3 separate regions of the Mus musculus genome follow, and all the other regions are linked to region 1. The links are chromatin loops, found by intact Hi-C in ENCODE. Cell type or tissue: gastrocnemius. All regions are shown on one strand.

The links. A loop is a pair of places that touch in the nucleus more often than their neighbours do. Peaks named below come from ENCODE experiments on the same cell type or tissue, not always from the same donor. Only the 100,000 strongest peaks of a DNase experiment are listed, where the experiment ranks them.
Region 2: a loop joins it to region 1, with 7 times the contacts of the local background. A loop is called at or near these places in 28 of 42 quality-filtered maps.
Region 3: a loop joins it to region 1, with 2.5 times the contacts of the local background. A loop is called at or near these places in 5 of 42 quality-filtered maps.

The regions. Positions count from the first base shown.
Region 1 is chr11:7,212,943-7,217,942 of GRCm38, forward strand. Igfbp3 (insulin-like growth factor binding protein 3) reads right to left here and starts at 981. Exons shown (of 5, transcript NM_008343.2): 1 at 443-981. The coding sequence starts at 848. It overlaps Gm36565 (a long non-coding RNA gene), which reads left to right and starts at 4,155. Exons shown (of 5, transcript XR_872239.3): 1 at 4,155-4,239. In gastrocnemius, CTCF peaks have their summits at 1,992 (motif pointing right) and 2,927; DNase peaks (open chromatin) are centred at 674, 1,083, 1,988 and 2,926; H3K4me3 peaks cover 2,519 bases; H3K27ac peaks cover 1,565 bases.
Region 2 is chr11:8,403,585-8,408,584 of GRCm38, forward strand. No RefSeq gene overlaps it. Among named protein-coding and RNA genes, the nearest start is that of Tns3, 260 kb to the right of the region's middle. In gastrocnemius, no CTCF peak of the experiment used is centred here; a DNase peak (open chromatin) is centred at 2,137.
Region 3 is chr11:8,521,830-8,526,829 of GRCm38, forward strand. The region is part of intron 13 of Tns3 (tensin 3); the gene reads right to left. Among named protein-coding and RNA genes, the nearest start is that of Tns3, 140 kb to the right of the region's middle. In gastrocnemius, a CTCF peak has its summit at 2,195 (motif pointing left); DNase peaks (open chromatin) are centred at 2,041 and 2,767; H3K4me3 peaks cover 666 bases; H3K27ac peaks cover 2,197 bases.

The sequences.
Region 1 (5,000 bases):
CTGCAAATACCTTCATGGTCCGGATCCAACCCGGGATTCCTACACTCAAGCTTCCCTGGGATAGACGCGCTCCTTCCCAATTTATGAGGAATGAAAACCCAGGTCAACAGCTGGGTTACACAGACCTAAACCTGGGTATCCCCGCTCAGCGAGGAGACTCTCCAGTGACTGGGATCTGTCCACTGGCAGTCTCCCTTGCTACCCGCTCGTCCTGGCACTGAATTCTACCTATTTTCACAGAGCGCATTTTGCAACTTATAAGAAAAGCTGTACTTTGAGAACCAAGCAAGAGGAAAAATGGGTTCAGTGCCTCACTCCGCCTCCCAGGGTCCATTTTCCAACCTTCAATATGAGCCAAGACAAACATCTGAAGATACACTCCCTGCCACCCTCGTCGGGTCCCAGGGAGTTGCGCGTGGCGCACGTGGCAGGGACAGCTTACCTGGAGCAGGTTGGGAGGGGAGGTAGGTGCTTAGGCTGCCTGCAGCGCTGGCGTTGGCGCAGAACCCGCGGCCATTCAGCAGCGCCCTCAGCGGGTACTGCTCCGCGGGCCGCGGCTGGCAGCGGAGGCCGGTGCCACAGCGCTCCGTGTAGACGCCGCACGCGTCGCCTTCGCGCAGCGCGCAAGTCAGGCAGCAGCCGCAGCCGGGCTCTCGCACCAGCTCCGTGCACGCGGGCGCGGTGGGCGGAGGCGCGCACTGGGACAGCGCACGCGCGTCGCACGGTTCGCAGCGCACCACGGGGCCCGCGCCCACCGCGCCCGCGCCAGCTCGCGCCACCGGCGGTCCGCGGAGCAGAGTGAGGGCAGTGAGCGCAGCCGCCCAGAGCGCGGGGCGCGCGGGATGCATGGCGCCGGGTGGACGGCTCGGTGGAGGGGAGCGGAGTGGAGCACGCGGGATGAGGCGGCGGGATGAGGCGGCGGGATGGGAGCAGCGAGCAAGCAGGTCCTCAGCGCCCAGTCGCCGCTCTAAGCTCGCATCTGGGCAGCCCGGGCGCGCAGGCCGATATATAGAAGCCGGGGTGGCGGAGGACACGCCCCGGAACGGCGAGGGTGGGGGGTGGGCCGGCGCAGGCTCCGCTCCGGGGCCCGCGCCTCCCGACGAAGCGGGAACGAGGACGGGGGCGCGCTGCGCGCGTCTTCACCGGGCACCTGCTCTCTGTGCGCACGCCCTGTATCAGGGCCACCTCTTCACGGGTAACCACAGGCGCTCCAGGCCACCTTGCGTCTCTAGAGTCCCAGCCACTCCAGGGACTCTGGTCTTCTCTTCCTTCAATGACTCCCAGCCAATTTGGCGTCCCGGACCCTATAGCCCCTCCCCCTGGATGGCTGGCTAAGCTGGCCTTTCCAGGGATGGTTTATGTTTGGGAAGCTGGCCCGGACCCATTCAGCGCCTGTGTACTTTGTAAAGTTCCCGCAATGGAATTCCTCGTGTAGGGTATGCTGTATTAGGCATTTCCCAGCGAGAACGCGCAGATCACTTTGAGGTCTGGAGAACCTTAGAGCTCGAGGTTTAAATCTGCACCACGGGCCACTTTAGCTCCCAGAGTCTCAGCACCGCACAACCTCACGCTGACAGCTATGGGCGCAAAGGATTTGCTTTTCAAGGAGGTAGGGACTCAAAATACTCAAATACGTCGTTGCACTTTCCCAGATAGGAGTGAGGACAGTTTTTTTCTTTTTAAAGATGAGAAGTTCCTCTAGTTCTTGTTTGGGAGAATCTTTTTAGCGGACGCATCTGCGTTAAAATAACTACTGAGACACTGAAGCATGCATGATTAGTAGCCAAGCAGCCCTTAAAATGAATACTGTTCACAACGAGTTTTAGTCATCGTTGGACCCCTATACCAACTTCTGATGTGCTCCAGTGCAGACTGGAGTTCTTGCTAATCCGTTCATTCTGACTTGAAATCCAGGCGCAATAGCGCAGCTATTGAGTTCTTTTGTACGAGTCTCTCCAAAGTCTGCACGCTCCTCCTATAGGTGACCAACAGAGGACGCTGGTGGTCCAGAATTGAATCGACAGACTTCGCGGTTTATTTATTTATTTAAAACAATTCGTGGATGAGTGGTGGGAACTTGAGAGACCGACTTGGAAGGAGACTTTCCTGGATACTCTTGAGTTGTTTACCATAGGCTGGGGAGATTGTCTTTGGGGAGATCTGTGCAATTTTATGCAGGAAGCAAATTAAGACGACTTCCCCCACATATCCCTCCGTCTATCATGTATATCTTATCTGGTGAAGTGGACATTCATCCACCCGTGTGTCTTTACATCTCCCTGTATCTGTGGCTCTCTCTACAAATTTATATCCCCTTTAAAAAAATTATGTCTTAATTTTAGTAAAATTTAGTTCTCCCTTATTTGATACTATAAATAAGAATGATAAAATTTTGGACCTTTACAAAGAAAAAAATATGAGACCCGTGAAGGCCAGAGCTGCCAAGACACAGCACCCCCAGTTTTTGCATTATTCCTTCCTCATAGAGTTTAGGTCGTGGCTAGAGTTAACACAGTCTACCAGAAAGTGTCCCAGTTGTTCCTTCTTTTTTCCCTATGTACTAACGCTGAAGAACAGGGCCTCTGACTTCATTGGAAAATTGAAAGAAAAAAATCCCCTAGGGTTACACTTGTTCTTTAAATAACCACAGAGACCTTGACTCCAAAATTAGAACAAGGTTTAGTATCAAAAGTGATTCTAGATGTGGCAGGCCTTCTCTCTGTTCGATACAATGTTACCCACAGAAGCAGTCCAGCACTTTTACCCAGATTTATCATCAGGCAAGGAGACAGGGGACGCCTAGAGTGAATGGCTTCTTGGAAAAGAGAAATCAACTTGGTTCTCTTCACAATAAACTGAGTTCTTCCATTCTTCCTTTGCAGTTTGAGAAATGGGCGCTTGCTCCACCCGGGACTCCTAGGGGGCGCCAAAGCGCCAGGCCTCCACCCGAGTTTACTGGCATCTTCGAGATTGCACAGGATTGGTTAAGTGTTTTATATCGACTGTCATCTCATTTATCATGAAATCTTGCACCAGCCAAGTACATCCATGGCACTGACATGAGGGGAATTTTGTTTTAACCTTTAGCTGTTTTCTTTTGACAAAACTTCAGGGCACCCTTTCCCTCCACCCAAATGATTATTTCAAGAAGGATTTGGATGGGAGAAAATGTAATTTTATGTTGACATGCTGGCTAATTATGTCAAACTTTAAAACTGGTGTTTGTGGTTATGAGTGTAGCATGTACAGAGATGTGTTGCTCCCCTGGGATGGTACTGGGCATTCAACTGTGAATAATGAGAGTGGGCAGGAATCTCACCTTTGTCTACCATATCGGTCTTTCCTCTTCTGCTCAGGGCTGGCCAAGCAAGCAGAGAGCCTCAAGACCTTAGCACTGTGGACAGCAGGCTCCAGATATCTCTCAGAATGTGACTGGCGTGGCTGTCATTCCTACTGACCATTCCTAGCCTTTGGTTAGAAGGTGCAGACTCCCAGGGGCAGGTGATGCTGAAGATCTTTGTTTCCAGGACTCAGTGTGACTCAGCCTAAAGCTTGAGAATTCCCTCCAGGGACAGGTGGTGACAGGAAGCTTCATTTTCCTTCCCTCAGGTCATCTGCTGGCTGAACCTCCCAGAATTACATAGTCCAGACTTTATAGGGACCATTAGCTGCCAAAAGTCATTACCACTAATAGCACTGCACTTAACTTACCCGAAGAGCACCACTAAGCCATGTACAAAGGAGACACAGGCAGTCCAGAGGAAGTCAGCAGAGACCAAAGGCTCATGTGCTGTGTAGCCAGAGAGAGCAGAGGGGCCTCACAAGTGTTGTTATCCCAACAGAGGAAGGACAAACCTACTCAGGTTACAACAAGCTTCAGAACAGCATTGCTGGCATTTGAGTCTCACAGAGCAGAGAGGCCAGCAGAAGGGGCATAGGAGCATAGAGAAACACTTAGAAGAGACAGTGTTGACCTTGCAAAGTGTACTGGGGAGTAGGTGGGATAGAAGAGATGGCATTGGAAAGAGGTTGGGAATCTTCAGAAGTAGTGCTGTCTGGTTTGGCAGAGGTTGTGGTGGTTTGAGTGAAAATAGCTGCATGTATGCCTGTGTGAGAGTTACAGTCAGTTGTGATATGCTGGGATTTGAACGCAGGTCCTCTGGAAGAACAGTCAATGTCCTTCACCACTGAGCCATCTCTCAAGCCTCCACAGCTGGGTCTTAATGTGGTGTTCTTAAGGTAGGAGCAGGGGCTGTCTTTGACTACAATTGCCTGCCTTTGTATCCTTTTCCCCTCACTGGACTACCTTGTCGTGTCTAGCCTCAGTAGAAGAGGTTCCTAGTCTTACTGCGACTTGATATGCTAAGGCAGGTTGATATCCATAGATGGCCTCCCTTTTTCTGAGAAGAAATGGACGAGTGGTAGATTTGGGGAGGTGAGGTGAGAGGGAGGGTCTGGGAGGAAAAGAGGGAGGGGAAGCTACAATCAGGATGTAAAGTAAATTATTATTAATTTAAAAAAGAAAATGGTCCCATAGGCTTGTTGGAGTAGGTGTGGCCTTGTTGGAAGAAGTATGTAACTGGGTTTGGGCTTTGAGGTCTCAGAAGCTTAAGCCAGGCCCGGTGTCTCTTTTTCTGATACCTGTCTGTCCAGATGTAGAGCTCTTGGCTCCTTCTCCCACACCATTTTTTCCTGTATCCCATCATGCTTCTTGCCATGACAATAATGGACTAAACCGCTGAGCTGTAAGCCAGTCCCAATTAAATGTTTGTCTTTATTAGGGTTGCTGTGGTCATGGTGTCCCTTCACAGCAATAGAATAGTGACTAAGACAGAGGTGTATGGCAGGCTTCTGGGGAAAGGGATAAGACATGTTCTGTAGAAAAGACAGTCATTTTGGGGAGACTCTTTCTCTCTCTCTCTGGAAGGGTGCTTCTGCTTGGTATAGTAATGTCCTGGCTGCGATGGTTTCTCCTGAGTAGTTTTCTGTTCAGACAGCCA
Region 2 (5,000 bases), 1.2 Mb after region 1:
TATAGTTCGATCATTGGCTTCACCATATAGAAGAATTTCAGAATGAGCCACTATGAAGTTGGTTGAGGACTCATGAAAAGATTTTAAAGTAGATTTTAAGAGGTGTTGGGAAGAATTTAAGGCACACCTGCAGCGTGGGCATTGGCTTCTCACAGAGGTCAGACCTACAATCGGTAGCCATGCACAGGACGTGCCATGCGCAGGACGTGCCATGCGCAGGACGTGCCATGCGCAGGACGGTGGTGGTGTTTGAGGTCACAGGATGGTTCCTGGGAGTCGCCTGCATGGATGACAGGGGACAGTGAACTAACACAGTAGGCAGAGGCTCACTGTAAACAAGCTGACAGCCTTGTCTGTAGGAGTCTCAGAGAATAACCAGGGAAGGAACCTGGCCATCCTGGAGGCATTTCCCTTGTTTGTAGCTATTTTAACATAGACGATCAAGACTTCAATGCAAAAGAACTATTATGTCTGTGGGCAATGTTCATAGCCAGTGTTGCCTGTGCTGGCATTCATGATTTTTTAGCTTGAAAGATGGTTCAACACATTCCAGGATGAGGGACTTTTTTTTTCTTATGTTCTCAATCTCTACTCTGCCTCAGTTTAATGACAGAAATCTGCACTGTTTTAAGGAGTATTATTTTGATTTGCTGTGTAATGTTCCACTCTGAAGACATCTCCCATTTCTCTAAGCACCTACAGAATGTAGTTATTTCCAAATCTTCATAGGTTTAATTGCTTCAACTACACAAACTTATGCATATTGTGTATTAATCACTTGCTTGGAGCCAATACTCTAAAATAAAACTTAAAACAAACTGCCCTAGCTTTTGATACTAAGGGTGTGGCAGTCAAAACAGAACAAGATAGCAATGGACACACCCTCCTGGAAACCAGGAGCCCAGAAATATACTAAGACAGTCAGACAAGAGACCAGTCACACTCTATCACTTTACGAAGATTATAAAACATAAAGTGTAAATTAGTTAAATTTGTAGCCGTAAGGGATGACTATCAATAGATTCTTGAGTTTTCGGTATAACTATATGTCAGGGTCACAAGAACCTGACAACTGGGGCATGCAAATGCCGATAGAGGTCCTGGCTGCTGTAGAAGAGGACATGGCCGCTTTGGATGCTCTCCCAGCCTACTCTCATGGTCACCAAGAGGAAGCATCAAGAGACTCTCTGGATGGAGAAAAACAGGTTCACAGCGCGGCTTCAAAAGGAGGTTGCAGGAGCTCACAGAGCTCTGTGAGGAAAGTGTTAGAGCAGCCAGGCACAAACAGCCATCCTCTCTGACAGCAAGGGCTGGTCTCTCCAGCTGAGCCATTCTGAGCTCACCCTATCCCAGGAATGGTGAAGTCCTGGGCAGAGGGTCTTAGGTTTAGAAGAGAGTAAGCTTCCCAGAGTGTCCAGGAGATGGGCAGCCAGACCTGTCCTGCCCTGCTAGGCTGGGATTGTCTTCTCTAGGACGTGTCTCCATCTGTAGCCAGATGGAGTGAGGCAAAACACAGAAGCCACTCAACCAGGGCCTGCTCCCTCAAGGCTTTGTCCCTAAAGTTTAAAAAGACTAACTTTCCCCATTTCTATACAGGAAGGTAGTAGTCTTTAAACCACAACGCTTCAATTGCTTACAACCTACTTCTCTTTTGTGCCTGCACTTTAAATTCACACCACATCTCAGGAATCGAATCGGTTTGCACAATCCTCCTGAGTGGGAGAGTGGATTCCCTAAGAAGACTCACTAGCTCTTTTGCTGGCTTCCAGCCCAGGGATTTTCATCTGCTGTTTGCAGGTTTTGTGAAAAGAAATGAGCCCACGAGAAGTCCTTCTATTGGTATCCATGCAATGGAGGGAGGCTGATGACTGAGCCCATCCTGTGTGGAGGTGAATGTAACCCTTGTAGCGACAGGACTAGTTCAGGTGACCCCGGGGTCCGCAGAGTGAACTTTGGAGGTCTCCTGTCTGTTCTTCTTGCTTAGGGTCTCCCTGTCAGCTCGCCTGTGGCACCCTGAAGGAGCCCTCCAGTCAGTTCAGTGGTGGACGAGGCGATTTCCCACAACTCCCACCCTGGAATTAGCACATGCAATTCTGTAACTGCTAAGGCAGGCAGAATTCACCCGCGCCCTGGACACCCTGGAAGAGCGCGAGCGCCACCTGCCGGACTCTCTTGTCTGAGACACGGGCTCAGACGCACACTGGGACCCACCAAACTGACAGAACTCCTTTTTCCCATGACCATTGCAGGTGCACGGCATGGTAGGATCAGACATGAGCATTTTGTTGTGTCCACCTAAAAATACAACTCTTTCCTCCAAGAGAGTAAGAACAAGTTTATTCAGGAATCAAATATGAATGACCACAATGGCTTGAGAACAAATTCAGGTTACCCCAAATGTTAAAAGTTCCAAAGTGGTAACAGTTTACAAAGATTTATTATTATTATTATTATTATTATTATTATTATTATTATTATTATTATTTAGTTACAGAAGAATAGAAAGCCTTAAATCAGGGCATTTTTCAGATAACACCTCTGTCCTCACCACTCCCACACGTACTGTATAATCTATAAACATTGGAACTTTGCACAATCCCAGCACTTTGGAGGTGGAGGCAAGAGGAGAGTCGAGGTTCAAGGTCATCTTCAGGTATATCGTGAATTCAAAGCCAAATTGGTTACGCAAGACCTTGACTCAAAAAAGAATTTTTAATAAAATTAAAATGAAATAAAAGAAACACTGTGTAGCAGTTTCCTCTACGATAAATGTACATCTTCTCAGGAAGCTAAGACCCTGCAAGTTAAAGGGAAAAGGAAACAGTAAGACTTGTAAGGAATGAGGGGAAATGGTCCTGCAGGAAGCTCCTTAAACTTGGAAGTTAACAACTCACTGGCTTCAGGAAGTCCCTAAAACTGACCAGATACTCTAGGCCCCCTCCCTTCTCTAGCATACATAACCTGCTAGGACTGCTGAAATATCCTTGGAGACACTGAGCTACCTGGGAAGAAAGAAAGAGACGACAGCTAAACCACCTGAAAAGGGAAAGCCACTAAGTTGCCTGGAAGAGGTACCCACTGAGCTGCCTGCAAGTTGTGAAGTGAGCAGAGGGGTCTCTGCGACCTCCACTGCCCGCAGAGTGACGATCTGTGACATCATCAGCAAGAAGGCAGTGCGGTTCGACACAACTAAGTAGCAGGTATTGGTTCAAACTTCAGGAGTCTGAGCCCAAGTGTTTTATTTCTGACATATGTAAGTACAGCATGATTTAGGGAAAACTTTTCTGGTGATAATTAACTCATCCTGCATACACAGTGAAGCACACATAAATCTCCTTGAGGAGCACAGTAAGTCAAATAAAGACCAGACGTGACTACATTGAAACTCTTTGTAAAGTACGTGTGACACCTTCCATAAAGATAGGTTCTACACATGGAGGGAAAAAAAAAAAACAAGCTCACTGGGGAAGGGTCCAGCTTGGTCTCAGACACACAGGAAGCACAAGGGTCATTAGGCTCATCACCACATCCGCTTCCAGCCTTCTTGATGAACATTTATTTCTTTCTTTGAAGGAACCATGTGTTTTTAACATTCCAGGTTTGCTAATGCCTATCTGTGAACAATATGAGAGCCAGGTTTCCATCTTTCAGGCACTGTCATCCCTGCTGGGGTGGTGTTTTAATGACACAGCTGTCTTTGAGCCATTTCTGCTCCTGTAAGTAACTCTTCACCCATATTCCTGTAAATAACTCCAATAAGACTTATTGGATTTTGTGAGTATCCCTAATTTGGTGTGCTATCAATTCCCTCTCTGGGGTGAGTAGATGTTTGATCATGTTTCCCCAAGAATAGTATCCTTCAAGACACCAGTGCAATAGGAATGGTGAGGACAAAGACAAGGCTGGGAACTGAGGTATCAGGGCAGGACATGGAGAAGATGGAGAGAAGAGCAGGAAGAACAGATGTTATGGCAGATAACAGGGGTCAAAGGACTGCTGGGGACAAAGGGTAGGGAGTCATCCCCTTGAGGGAGAAGCAGGTGGACTAGAAGGGAGGGACCACAGTCATGTATGTGGACAAGAAGCACTGGAACAAGCCTGTGACAAGTCTGCAGAGGGAAGTCACTCCTGAGAGCTCTGAGAATCCATGTACCTATGACAAGCACTCAGAAAAGGCATTTCTGATGGCACTGACTCTCGGCCACACAAGATAACTGAATGCAGTGTGAGAGGCTAGTTCTCAGCCTGCATGGTGTGTCTGTCTCCTTCACTTTGGGTCAGTGTCAATCACGCAAAGAGTATCTGTCTACATAACTTCAGTCATCCTGCTTCAAGGCTGGAGGCAAGAAATGAAGTGAACAGGCATGAACAAGGTGAAGGCAGAGGTAAACCTGCCATTGCTTTGGATTCCAGGAGCAGGACGGACCCCAGCCCTCATCCCACTGAGGATAATTTCTCATTCGGATGAGACTGCACTCAGACAGAAATGATCATCTTGAGGGAAGCAGATCTGTGCCCGCACGCATGGCTGGCCAACAGACTTCTCCAGACAACCTTGCAGCAGCCGAGCTGACCTCACCCAGACCACGTGGCCCAGGCTGCTCAGTTACACAGTTTTGCCTTCATTAAAATCTAAGGCAAACTGGAGGTGATTGAACCCTTTTATTTATTTATTCGTCCCAATGTAGCCACATTGATTGAGTTTTCTTTCTCTGGTATCCAGTATTTCCCACCTTTTTATTCTATTGCCATATGGAACTATGACTGACCCTAGCCTATTGGGGCTGTAGGAGCCAAGGCTTTTCCCTACCACTTTGGTTGCATGGCTCCCCATTGAATCAAGTCTAGGAACAAGCCTTGGACCAAATCATCTCATTCAAGAGGATTTATATTTTGTTGTTGTTTTATTGCTTTGAAGGTGAGGGAAGGGGTTTCTTTGGGAGAAAAAAAATTTTTTGATTGGAAAGAGTGTTCAGGAGGTTCCAGGAGGAAGACAGCAG
Region 3 (5,000 bases), 1.3 Mb after region 1:
AGTCCTTTTAGCTAAGACCCTGATCTGGTGACCTCTGTCACCTACATGAAGGTCCAATAATGAACCACTGAGTATCAGTATCAATTTTAATCTTTGTAGCCACAGTGGTCAAAGATCAGAACTGTTGTGCTTGCTGAGTAGAAAGGACCTCACAGCCTTAACAAGGGGCCCCAGAGGCCTTTCGTAAAGATAGAAAGCATTTCATGAAGATCGCTGGGCAATCTGAAACCACTCTGGTTCTCTGGCTGTAACATGTACTTACTTTCTTGCGTCTCTACTGAATGTATCTAAAAATACCCTGATCCTCTGCTGTCAGATTCTGGAATACTGTCATTTGAAACAAGTCAATGTGATGGTCACAGTTTTGTGGTAAGCACTGTGTTGAATGACGACTGTCATAGAGCCCACCTAAGGAGCGTCTGCACTGACCCCCAACTCACCAGAAGCACTCGCTACCCAGAGGCATTCATCCTCTTGGAACCTTTCGTTCTTCGCTGTAAGGTGGACAGCAGCTTTACTTGACAGCATATATATATATATATATATATATATAGCTACTAAGTACTAAGAGGCCTTACAAATCTACCTGTCTGTGACATCTCCATGATTATATCTACTCTAGCCTGTCCGTATCAGTAGACTGCACACCTGCAGATTCCATCAACTTCAGAACACATGGAGACTTTCTTCTCATAGCCATTCCCTAAACACTGTGGAGTACTATTTACATGGCGCTTATATTGTATTAGCAGGTGTGATGAGCAAGCTAGAGATTATTTGAAGTATGTAGGAAATGTTCATATGTTGTATGCAAGCAGTTAACTGTTTCATAAGGTAGCTGAACATCTTCAGATGTCCGTATCCATGCAAGCCCTATAATCATGCCTACATGCTGGTAAACAACCGGACAAGTTATACTATTTAATAATCAACGTAAAAGCGTGAGCTTCTAGGAAGGGAATCGTGGTGCTCAAACCCGCTGATAGTGGCGAGGGCCATGGAAGGGTCTGAGTGGTCTTCTTTACTTGTGCTCTGGGTAAACAGTCTGGAAACCTTGCCCTAACCTTATTTCCTTACATTTGCACAAAGATATCTCTACACCTTCAACTGGATGCTAGGATGATGGAGCCTGGGACCAGGTAAAAAGCTGAGTCTTTAAGCTAAGTAAAGGCAGGCACCTAAGCCAAGGGTGTAGCGCACGCTGCAGTCCCAGCCCTTGGAAGGCTGGGGAAGAACAGTGCCTGAGCTGGGTGAGTCAGCTCTTAAGGACAGTCAGTGTCCACTCTCCTCCTGATGTGCTAGGCACAGACAAGGGAGACCCAGAGTTCCTCTTACATTCTCTAAGAACAGAGCACTCGAACATCCCCAAGAGAAATGGAAGTCCCACTTTGGTCCATCCCGGATAATGCCATGATCTCCATGCCAGCTGAGTGTGATTCCGGGGTCCTAACACTGTCAAGTCACGAACAAAAAGCAAGGAAAGGGTGAGCAGATATGGGTCGCAACAAAAACACAACTGAGGTACAGTGCCGGATGACAGCATGGATGAAGACCTGACCTAGTTCTCAGTCCACAGCATAACAAAGAAAAAACAAACAAACAAACAAACAGAAAATCACAAAAGATTACAGTCACAGATACAACAGAGATCCATTCCCAGGGCCTATGCTGGGGCAGCTTGGGGACACAATCCTACCTTTCACTGGTCACACACAAGTGCCCACTGTTAGAAACAACAAACACCAGTGCTATTTGTGCAACTTCTTAAGGCGGTTTCACCTGTACTCACAAGCCCAGTCACTGGTCACAAAGCCAGCAACCATAAAGACAAAGTACAAGTGGCTGTGGTTTGCCCAGGCAGGGCAGCAAGATGGAGCATGCCAGATGGAAAGATGTTTACAAGCTCTGGACCAAGTGCTGAGACGGGGAGGGGGCAAGCTGGCTCAAGCCCCAGGCTCTCTGCCAGGTTCCTGGCGGGCCTGCAGCAGCGTGAATTCCTGAGCAGGTTATATAAGCTGCAGGGAACCTCCCCGGGGAAGGGCCTTGCACCTGACCACAGCGGACTCTGAAGCAGGATCACAAAATCTGACCTTCTGTGAAAAGCGCTTTGTAAAGACAGGAGCAGTCCACTAAGAAAGGTCAGAGGCAGATATATCAATGTCAGTTTTGCTGTCTCCAGTCACAGCGCCACCTGCTGGTCACCAGCCAAAAGATATAATAGAGAGCTCTGTTTCTCAGGAGTTTCCCAGGCACTTACTAGGCCATTCCCTCTTCGGAACCTGCTCCTTTTTATCTCTGCTACCTGTCTCAGTGCAGAAAAAGAGCAGCAGGTCTGCACACAAGGTAACAGTCACTGAAATGAAGGAGGATTCTGATTGGCTTAAGGGGACAAAGTGCCTCTTTAGAAGCAGTAAGATGGTCTGGAAGCAGCATTCCACCATTACACCCCAAGGGCAGCTTCCTCACACAGAGGACCAGTGACAGGGCAGACACTGGGAGGTAAATCTAGACACATTTTCTGTCCCTTGCAGGGTCCTTTCCAAGTCACAGTGGCTGCCAGATCTCTTGTGAGAAATGTAACCACCAGCATACCTGAGCCTAACACATTTCCCTACCTGCAGCCTTCGGGCTTGTACACTGCACACACAGCACAACATGCCAGGTGGTTACAGGCAGAAGCAAAGGAGGCCCGCAGGTTCCTTTGAGCTAGGCAAGGTTGTAGAGGAGAAATGTGGGGTAAATCCAGAGTTGCCAAAGCCCAGGACACAGGATCGGTGATAGCTCGGCTCACTCACTGTCGTGGGAGCACTGCCAGCATAGAGCATGTTCCAGCATCTTCTCTTTCCTAAACTCTCGAAGTGGGACCAGCAGCGTGGGGCTTCTGAGCTGTGGCACAAGGCGGGCTCCACAGACTAGGATCTGAGAGTTGACTGGGACTCCTGATCTTGCACCCTCTGGGCTGAGCACAGTCGAAAGCTAAGCCATTGCCGTTTGCACCTAACTAGGGAAAAGGGTCTATTCTATTATAACAAGACTTCAGCTCATCTTTGTGCACACACCAGTCTGTCAACTCAGTTAGCTCCCTGCCTGCCCATTCAGCTAATCGAGCACGTGAGTCTAAGCTCCGAGAGCAGGCCCTGAGCTTGTCTCTACTAACTTCCTATGCCAGCCACTTTAGGAACATGAACACCAGTGATGGCCAGTGAGAAACCCCAGCAAAGGTGTCCAGTCACCAACAGCCAACTGTCAATCATACCACACATTCTAGAATACACTCACTGCGGGCTAGCCGATGCCTTTTTATACCCACAAATCAAAAAGCTCTAGGACCACAGAATGTGACTCTACTTGAGATGACACTTTTATGAAGGGCATTTAAATAAGGCCGTCAGGGTTGGCTTGGGTGAACTATAGCTGGCATCCTTGTAAAAAGAGGTTGGGGCTGGGCAGTGGTGGAACACGCCTTTAATCCCAGCACTTGGGAGGCAGAGGCAGGCGGATTTCTGAGTTTGAGGCCAGCCTGGTCTACAAAGTGAGTTCCAGGACAGCCAGGGCTATACAGAGAAACCCTGTCTCGAAAAAGCCAGGGGGCGGGGGGGGGGGGGGGGGAGAGAGGTTAGAGCTTAGGGAAATGATTCTGGTAAGACCACCTACCTATGACATAGGTCAGGAAAGACCAGCCCTGCTAATTACCCTGTCCTTATACAGACTTCAAGCCCCACAAGAACAAGAGAACAGAAATTCTTTCACAAGCCACCCAGTCTGGGGTGAGTGTCCTTTGATCGTGGCCATTCTGTCGGATTACAATGGACTAAAAGTGCTGTCAGATTTCTGACAGGCAGCAGGTCAGCCTCATAGCAGTCACTTCTATGAACTGTGCAAGGAAAAATTACACTGTGATGGAAAAATACCCTTGTCAGCTTCCACGTCTCCCACAGCCTATCTGATAACGCTGAAGAAAAAAAAGTGCAGAGCATACAAAAAAGAATTATAAACACAGGAAGTGTAAATCAAATCAGTATGCAATCCTAAAAATATTCCATGTGAGGAATGGAAACGGGTACAGGAAGGAAATCGGCTTATCGAAACCAAGTATCTCTTGTGGATCTATAATCTCCTCTGTGCCAGCACGGCTAATGGAAATGAGTCACCCAAGAGGAGCTAGCTGGCCTGTGGCATGAAGTTCACCTCCAGAGCCCTCAAGCCTGAATCTCACACATTGTGCACCATAGTTTTCCAGCATAGCTGGCTTCTGTTTCCATAAGAGCACAACTAAGACGCTGTTCCATATCACACCAGGCCCACAAATCCTTGGGAAAGCCATCCCCAGTTCTTACAAAGATCTAACTGCAGCTTCTCTGGAGCTGCACAAACAAGGAAGGGGAGAGAAGCAGCCTGGGGCAGGAGGGCGAGGGCTCCAACACCAGATCAAAGGCAGCTGCCAGGCGTCTAGGGAAGGCTCTGCTCCAAAGGGTCTTAGCAAGTCAAAGAGGCAAGCACACAGATATGGCACCACAGCTATTATGGGTGGAGAGGCTACCACCACTGAGCTGGGCAGTGGAGGAGGGTCTATGCTCAAGTTTCTCTTTTCTAAACCTGAATTAGACAGGAAGAGGACCAGGAGGCTTGAGGGCCTAGTCAGAGGCAAAGAGAAGATTCTAGAAAGTAAGCAGAGAAGCCCCTGAGAGAACAGATGCCAGGCAGGCAGCAGCCAGAGCATTTGGGGATATACCAACCTGTATTATGGGTTACGTCTGTAGCCCCTAAACTCCATGGAGACAGTAGGAGAATATGGGAGCTCTCAGGCACAATGAAGTCAGGAGGCTAAGCCTTCTGAATTCCATTAGCCCCTATAGAGACTCCAGACCCTTTTCCTGTAGGAGAGTACACAGGGACGTGGTGCTATTATACATAAGAAACCAAGTCCCCACTAGATATGGAGCCTACCAGCCCTGGACACTGGACTTCCAATCTGCAGAACTATATAAGTGAGCATCCAT